Regions from separate parts of the Mus musculus genome. Here region 2 is linked to region 1. A link is a loop called in an ENCODE intact Hi-C map of the cell type or tissue named here. Cell type or tissue: left cerebral cortex. All regions are shown on one strand. Each heading gives the region's core, and the rest is flanking DNA. Links, peaks and the distances in the headings are about the cores only.

Region 1 (3,720 bases), core at 782-3,281:
AAAGTCGACTAAAAAGTTGGGGGCGGGGGACATGTCTCGGGAAAGCGAGTGATCAAAGCCTCGCGGAGCGCGGAAAGGACGGGGAGGAAAGAGCTGATTCTTCCGTGGAAAACGGGGAGAAAAACTGGGGAAGTCTCGGATGGAGCCGCTTCGGGAAGGTGCTGGCTTCGGCGGTCGCTGGTAGCTGCAGTCACGTCGCCGAGCGCGCCCTCCGCGAATGCTTTTTGGGGTAAGGGCTTCCGGCTATTGAGTTATGTACAGCAAGCCCAGACCGCAAAAAGATTCGCGAAAGGCAGTCTACCCGCTTCTTCGGTCCGCCGCCACCGCCGCCGCCGTCGCCGCCGCCTTTAGCCCAGCATGTCTCCGAACCCCGAAGCCGAGGAGACTGGATCTCCCCGGCGCGCTCCACCGCGGCTCATCCTCCCCACCCTGCGCGCCGCTCTCCCCTCCTCGCGTCCCCAAACCCATCCCTCTCTCTATCTCCAGATCCCCCGACTCAGCCTTGCACAACCTCGAAGAGGTAGTGGAGAGCGATAAGGGTAGCTCGAAGGGGGACCCCGGATCCCAGAGCCCTGCCTCCACCCCTCTCGCCCTAGCACTCCAAGCCTCCGATCCTATCTAGTCTATCACCCAATTCCCCCATCAGGGTTCTGACAGCCCTGACTGCAAGGTCGTGGATCTCTGAGCAGGTACGATCCAGATTTCCCCCGAATCCCCTCCTATCCTCCCTAGTCCCCCAGCAGAGGTTCCAGCCGTGACTACAGGCGCTGCGTAAAGAGAAAAACTCCCCCAGAGCACTAAATAAATACAGACAAGGCCGCCAGCTCATTGGTGTGGACTAAAATCGTCACCCACCAATCAGAAGAGAGCTCACATTTCTTTTTTTTTTTTTTTTCCAGAAGGGGGAGGGAGAAAAATATTTCCATTTCTAATTATTCAACAAAACCTAGACTAGAACACATTAAAATATTGTTGTTCCAAAAGCTGTCCATGACTCCCTCCCATTCTAGCCCAGGTGAGGGGGTGGCAGTGTATATTGGGAAAGAGGGATTCAAGAGAGCGACCTCTTCCATCGGGACCTAAGCCAGAAGAACCAGACGGAAAATGACTGGCAAAGATGAACATAAAACAAGCTCAAATCCCACTCTAGTTGGCCTATTTCTAGAAAATTAGACCTTTTCGAGTCCCCCTACCCCACTCTGCCCCCCCAAAGTTCTGAATGTTCACTAAGAAGGGTGAAGTTTCTCCCTCCCCCAGAGCCCCCAACCTGTCCAGATCATGGTGTCTAATGGCCCATTTGCCTCAGGTGCCCTTCCTTGTTGCCCCCCCCTTCTGCAAAATATTGAGGGAACAAGAAAGGGTGAGCTGGGCATTGACTGTCACAGTGACAGGAGATTCCAGCATCTGCAGGAGGGAGGGGAATAGAGAGCTAGAGAGGAAGGAGGGGGCAAAGTCTCTCCTCTCCCCCCTCCTCCCTGCCCTTTAAGTCCCTCCCCCATTCCATCTAGCCTAACTTAAGGGGGATGCCCTCTTCTTTATGTGCAGGCCCACCCAAGTCCCAGTGCCCTCTTGCCTAGCCCCAGGGATGCCAAAGGGTGTGATTAAACAAACGCCTATCTCCCTTCCAGTAGGGGGTGAAAAAAAAAAAAAACTTAAGTCAGGGTGGTTACTACAAGCATCACAAGAACTTGGGGGCAAAAGTTGGGTTTTGTTTTGGCTTTTTCACTTTTTTTTTTTTTTTTTTTTTTTTTTTTTGCCATCCCAGAATGGACCTGCAGGCAGGTACGCGCGCGCGCGTACACACACACACACACACACACACACACACACCCTTGGCTTATCATACCCACAGAATGCATTTCTGGACCTGGAGCCTTAGTCTCCCAAGTTCCTGTCGGCCCACCCACTCCGCCCATTCATCACCCTCCTACAGCTCTGTGACCCACCCACCCTCCTACTGCATCCCCTCCGCTTGGCTCGGTTACGGAAAGACGCAAGCACACACCCTCCCCGCGTCTCAACGCCGCGCCAGAGGGGGCTACACAGTCTGCGCTTGCCTCTAGCGCAGGGCAATTGGGGAAAAAAGTTCTGCTCGGCCGACCGTTGAGCCTACCGACCACCAGGCGGCCAGCGCTGCAAATTCTTTCTCCTTACCTGAGTCCGGGGGTCTTGGGAGTGCATTGGTTCGGTGTGCTCTGCAGCGGTCTGGAAGCAGCCCTCTCTGGCCAGCCCGCTCCCCTCCTGCCCCTCCCCAACCCCCATGGGTGTTTGCCCAGCGGCAAAGCGGGCTCTTCCAGGTAAGTATATAAGTTACTGTACTGTGTGGGAGGGTCACGATCTTGATAATTGCAGCTTCCCGAGTTTAACCCGTGCGCTCCTGCCTCCCTCCAACTTGTTGAGGACTCGTTGGGGAGCCGGAGAGGCAAGCCAGCGCGGCAGAGAGCGCTGGCCCGGAGAGGGGCGGGTGTGCAACGGGCAGAGAGGGGACAGCAGCACTGCGCGCAGTGGAGTTCAAATGCAACACCCCCTGGCAGAGGTTTTCATTGGATAGGTCTTCCCCCCACCCCCGTTCACCCCTGGTTTGCACCCCCCCAACTCCATGTAGGGGACGTCTCCAGGCGAAGTCACGATTCCTTCTCAGTTCGGAATGAAGTGTGACTAGAGCCATGACGCAGCCAGCGCGCATTACTCACTTTTTGCAGTCACGACTTGGGAATCCGTGCTGGTTCCAACCAAAATTGCACCGCTACCATTGAATTATTTAATAGGATCCAGTTGGGGGGGGGGGGGTAAACTTGTGCATTGTGCCAGGCAGTGAAAACCGCAAGGGCAGAGGGCTGGAGGGACATAAGGACACGGAGTGCCCCCCCCCCCACTTTATGACTCTCGGAAACCCCACTGCCACGGCTCCACGTGTTGCAGGTGCCTTATTGCCCCCTTCCTCTCCTGGCAATTTCCTTTGCAAATGAGGCAGAATTTGTAAACACCACAACTTGTGGGGCTGAGAGGGGCGAGGCTTGGGAAAGGGAACTGGCATATCTACCCCTTGAATGAAGAGGAAGCCTAGGGGTGGGACATGAGACTACTAGCAGCAGCTTTGCTTTAAACTTGGGTTGTCAAGACAAAGTGTGGGTTGCAGCGTTATTTGGTAATTCTGCACCTCAGGAACAGCCCTTGTTACTATTAGGAGTTGAAGTCTCAGCCTCAGCCTCAGCCTCAGCGAGGAAATCTGCCCAGGAAGGGACCGCTTCTGAGCTAAAATTAACTCGACTCACCACCCTCTTTTCCCTCCAGGGACTGCAATCCGGTTGCCCTGTGCAGGTCCCTCACTCAAGGCGGGCCGCTTCCAGGTAGATAGAAGAGCTAGCTAGTCTCCTCTCGCTATCCTGTGCCCCCCTCCTCAAAGATCTCGATGTTCCTGTGTGCACGTAACCTTATTACAGACTGCAAGAGTGCTTTGTTTTCCCCATCGTGTACTCTTGTGGGTCAGTTTAAAGATGCACTATTACCCTGCTCCGAGGCGTTAATCAGTATGAATGTTTCTGTGTGTGTTACCTGCCCCCCCCCCCCGCACCATGACATTCTCTTTTCTCACCTGTCTGGCTAAGGTTTTGCCCAAGTATCTGAAGCTGATTGCAATGAATCTCATTCACAACTCACCCATAGGGAGCTGGTGGTCTTCCCATTAACATTTGTCAACCTTGAGAACAATCCTCCCTA
Region 2 (3,720 bases), core at 427-2,926, 120 kb before region 1:
CTCTTTACTAATACGCATATAAAGTTAGCAAAGCTACCATTCATCTCTCCCAGGATCTCCTAAAACAACTTCTAGTGCATCTGCATCTCGTTTTTTTCTTATTCCTCCCTTAGTCACTCTCCTGGGCTCAAGTGATCATTCCACAGTACAAATCCAAATGTCACTTTCCTGCCTAAAACCTGTCAGTCATGTCTGTCTGTCCCCACAGTCAAACTGGCAAGCCAGCGACTTCAAAAGGAGATGATTAGTAACGTTTTAAGGATGAATGAGTGAATGAATGAATGAATGAATGAATGAGTGAACTCCCCTTACCCTTATCCTTTACAAAGTCCTTGACATGTTTCCCTTAACCTCACACCAATCATGCTGGAATGTGTCCACTTCCTGCAAGGTAACACTCTCTTCACAAACACGATCCTCTTTATTCTCAATCTATATTATGCTATGGTTTAAATTTGATCTTTGTAAAATTGAGGTGTTGAAATTGAATGTCCAATATGATAGTAGGCCAACATGGGGCCTTTAAGAAGTGTTTATGTCATGAGGACAATACCTTTTTGCATGGAATTCATCAGGGCTTCACAGAAGCCTGCAGCCATAATTAAGCCTCTCTGCCCTGTGCCCTTGCCATGCAAAGAACTGTATTCCTGAGGTACAGCAAGTCATTGGACTGGAGAACACTTTCATAGTACAAGCAAGCTTGTTGGCACCTTGATCTTGGACTTTCCAGCATGAAGCACCATGAGGACTTAGGTTTCTGGCTTTCTAAATTTCTGCAGCTACTCTGGCAGATCAAATGGACTGAGCCATTCACAGCAAGAGTTCTGCTTCCATCTTGGAGGTTTTCACTTGAACATCCTTGCCCCTTCCTTAACAACCAGACTATCAAGATCTCACAATTCTCTATAATTCTCCTTATGACATTAGTAACTTAGGGTTCCACAGGACTGGGTCTGTCTGGGTCTCCAGAATTTAACTGATAGGACAGTCACTGGTTTAAAAAAGAAAAGCAAAAGATAATTTAGGCTGGAAAGACAGCTCAATGGTTAAGAGCACTTGTGACTCTTACAGACAATCTGAGTTTGGTCCCAGAACCAACATGATGATTTATAAACCATGTACAATTCCAGTTCCAGGGAACCCAATTCCCTTTTCTGACCTCAATGGACAGGCATACACATATATACATATATATACACACACATATACACATACATGTGTATGTATATATATGTGTGTGTATATATATATATGTATATAATACACACATACATGCAAGCAAAACACAGACATAAAATTATCTTAACAAGATGATTCTTGAGGCTTTGCTGAAGAATAGAAGGATACATGAATGAATGAATGAAAAAGATTCTGAATGGAAAGCTGGCTTCTTGCAACAAGACTCACTGTTTCATTCACTCCTTATTTGGAAATAACACACTGCACCTCCTCTCAACATCACACAAGAATCTACCATCTAAAATGAGATTTTTTTAAAAAATGTAATTTCAAGACGCTTAACTTGTTTATAATGAACTTGTTAGATATATACTTTCAAAGGAGTCTATGGATTTCCTTGAAAGGAGCTGGTCTGCAGTGACCCATCCCAAACAGAATTAGAAAGGAAAAGTACCCATTTTAGATTAGTAAAGGATTCCAAGTTCACTATTCTCATCCCTAAGATTTGCTTCTTGGGTTAACAGTGGGTATCCTCGGATCCCATTTTGCTATGGAATAAGGGGATACATTTAGACAACTTTCCACGTGATACACAAAAAAGCTCCCTTGTGTGTTGGGGAAATACAAAGGATGGCCATGAGTAGACCGAGGTGAGAAAGAAGAGGAGATGGGGAAAGGGGACTTTTAAAAGGCTCATGTCTGCACAGATAAATATAACAGCAAGACCCACATTTGCAAGCGTCTGAGAAGATGAGAACTGACAACTATAGAGAATATCCCAACTTGGCATCCAGAAGTGTTTCGCTTGTTACAGATTACATAAAATACTGGCAACTGACCAGTTCTTCTTCCAGATTTTATACAGTCAACAAAAAGTACTTTAGCTTGTATAGGTTAAAAATATTCTACTCTTTTTGTCCTCAACTTGCTAGGAACAGATATTTTTAGTAAGAGCCCAATCAACCTTATCAAAATCAAACATCAAAAATAGACTAGAGAAACACTGGAAGCAAGCGTGCTATTTTTAGCTCTCCATCTTTTCCCTGTCTCTGCCCACTAAACTCTGACTGCAGAGCCCATGCCTAAGAGCTTACTTATTTCCAAGCAGCTTCCTTTTGTGACTCCCCACTCCCCTGCAACACCTAAATGAAGAAAACACTCGACTGATTAAAGATTAATACTGCCACAAACCATGACAGCTGCCTTTCCCAAGTGCTTGGGGTGGTGGGAGGGATAGAAAATGACAGAAGGCTTGCTTGCATCAGTATTCCTCCTGGGGATCTATTGCATGGGAAGAAAATTGCTATTTCAATTCCCTTTTGTTGCTAAAAATAGCAGTCTCCATTGATTCAGGCAAACAGTCTACAGGCTGAGCAGAGCTGAATTTAGAAAGCACTGAAGTCCCTCAGAGCAAATGCTAACGTAGTCTAACATATGCCAGCTCGTATTTAACAAAGAACAAAGAAGAGAAGCATGCAGGGTGCAAGTTCATAAAACACCAGTAACTTCCTGCATTTTTATTAAAAAGAGAATAGTGAAAGTGATATAAAATAAGAACAGGCAGTAGGAACTTTTTATCCCTAGTCATAATTTAGTTAAAAATTATTATTTTTAGGAAAAAGTAAATTTAGGACTAAACCAAGACACATGGACATTTTCCATAACTCCAGTTTGGGGTCATATCCATTTCTTTCCTAACTATAGAATATAGATATCCACTTTACTACAGTCCTAAAGCAATATATTCTTCCTTGTCTCTCAAGCAGTTCTTACAGTTCCCCCAAGCATCCGTCTCCCACTCTAGTTTTCACTACCTCTGTCTGAGCCAACAAGATACTGAGCCATTTATAGTGTGCCATTTTAAAACACAGACCAAACTCAAACAAGCAAACAGAAAATACCCAAGCACCTCGCACTACTGCACCCATCGGTTCAGAACAGAGACAAGAACTGAAAAGTGGAATCCTCTAACAGAGGTGAATCGCCGGCCAGCTTCAAGATTGCTGCCTGATTGTCACTTTGCGTGGTTAACTGAAGTCCTTTCCAAGCAATGATTCATTCCAGTTAATGGCATGTCTTCTTTAAAAATGCAAACACTATGTAAGAATTAAAAGGCTATCAATCCTCATGGAGCCATGTGATTTCATAAAGCCAAATTGTTCATAGCTCTCCTTACCCAAAACATGAGGGCAGAGCAGAGGAGGCTGCAGAGAGCAGGGGTCTTAATAGTTATCACCTTTGAGTCACAGGACACCATATTAAGACACCATATGCAAAAGGCTTAGGCTTCTGTTATTTTAATACATACTCAGAAAATAAATCACTAAGCTCATGAACAATAATGCCAGGTTCAAAACCCCAAATTCTGTTGGTTTTTTGATTTGTAAAGTTAACATTGTCTATCACACAGAATCCTGCTAAAGATTCAACAACTATTGAGTAACCACCATACTATACTAGGAAAATATTAAAGAGAGCAATATATATCATGTGTTTGCCATAGTACCTAGACGCAGTAAATGAAATGAAATGAGGAATATT

Evidence for each region. A loop is a pair of places that touch in the nucleus more often than their neighbours do. Peaks named below come from ENCODE experiments on the same cell type or tissue, not always from the same donor. Only the 100,000 strongest peaks of a DNase experiment are listed, where the experiment ranks them.
Region 2: it touches region 1 in a loop (5-fold over the local background); 5 of 42 quality-filtered maps call a loop at or near these places.

The regions. Positions count from the first base shown.
Region 1 is chr2:94,241,159-94,244,878 of GRCm38, forward strand. It overlaps Mir670hg (a long non-coding RNA gene), which reads right to left. Exons shown (of 8, transcript XR_003953878.1): 3 at 2,155-3,720. It overlaps Mir129-2 (microRNA 129-2), which reads right to left and starts at 295; the gene lies at 206-295. It overlaps Mir129b (microRNA 129b), which reads left to right and starts at 220; the gene lies at 220-284. In left cerebral cortex, for the core only: a CTCF peak has its summit at 2,122; DNase peaks (open chromatin) are centred at 869, 1,375, 2,057, 2,667 and 1 more place; H3K4me3 peaks cover 2,409 bases; H3K27ac peaks cover 1,852 bases.
Region 2 is chr2:94,120,410-94,124,129 of GRCm38, forward strand. The region is part of intron 1 of Hsd17b12 (hydroxysteroid (17-beta) dehydrogenase 12); the gene reads right to left. Among named protein-coding and RNA genes, the nearest start is that of Hsd17b12, 36 kb to the right of the region's middle. In left cerebral cortex, for the core only: no CTCF peak of the experiment used is centred there; DNase peaks (open chromatin) are centred at 1,988, 2,219 and 2,464; H3K27ac peaks cover 1,389 bases.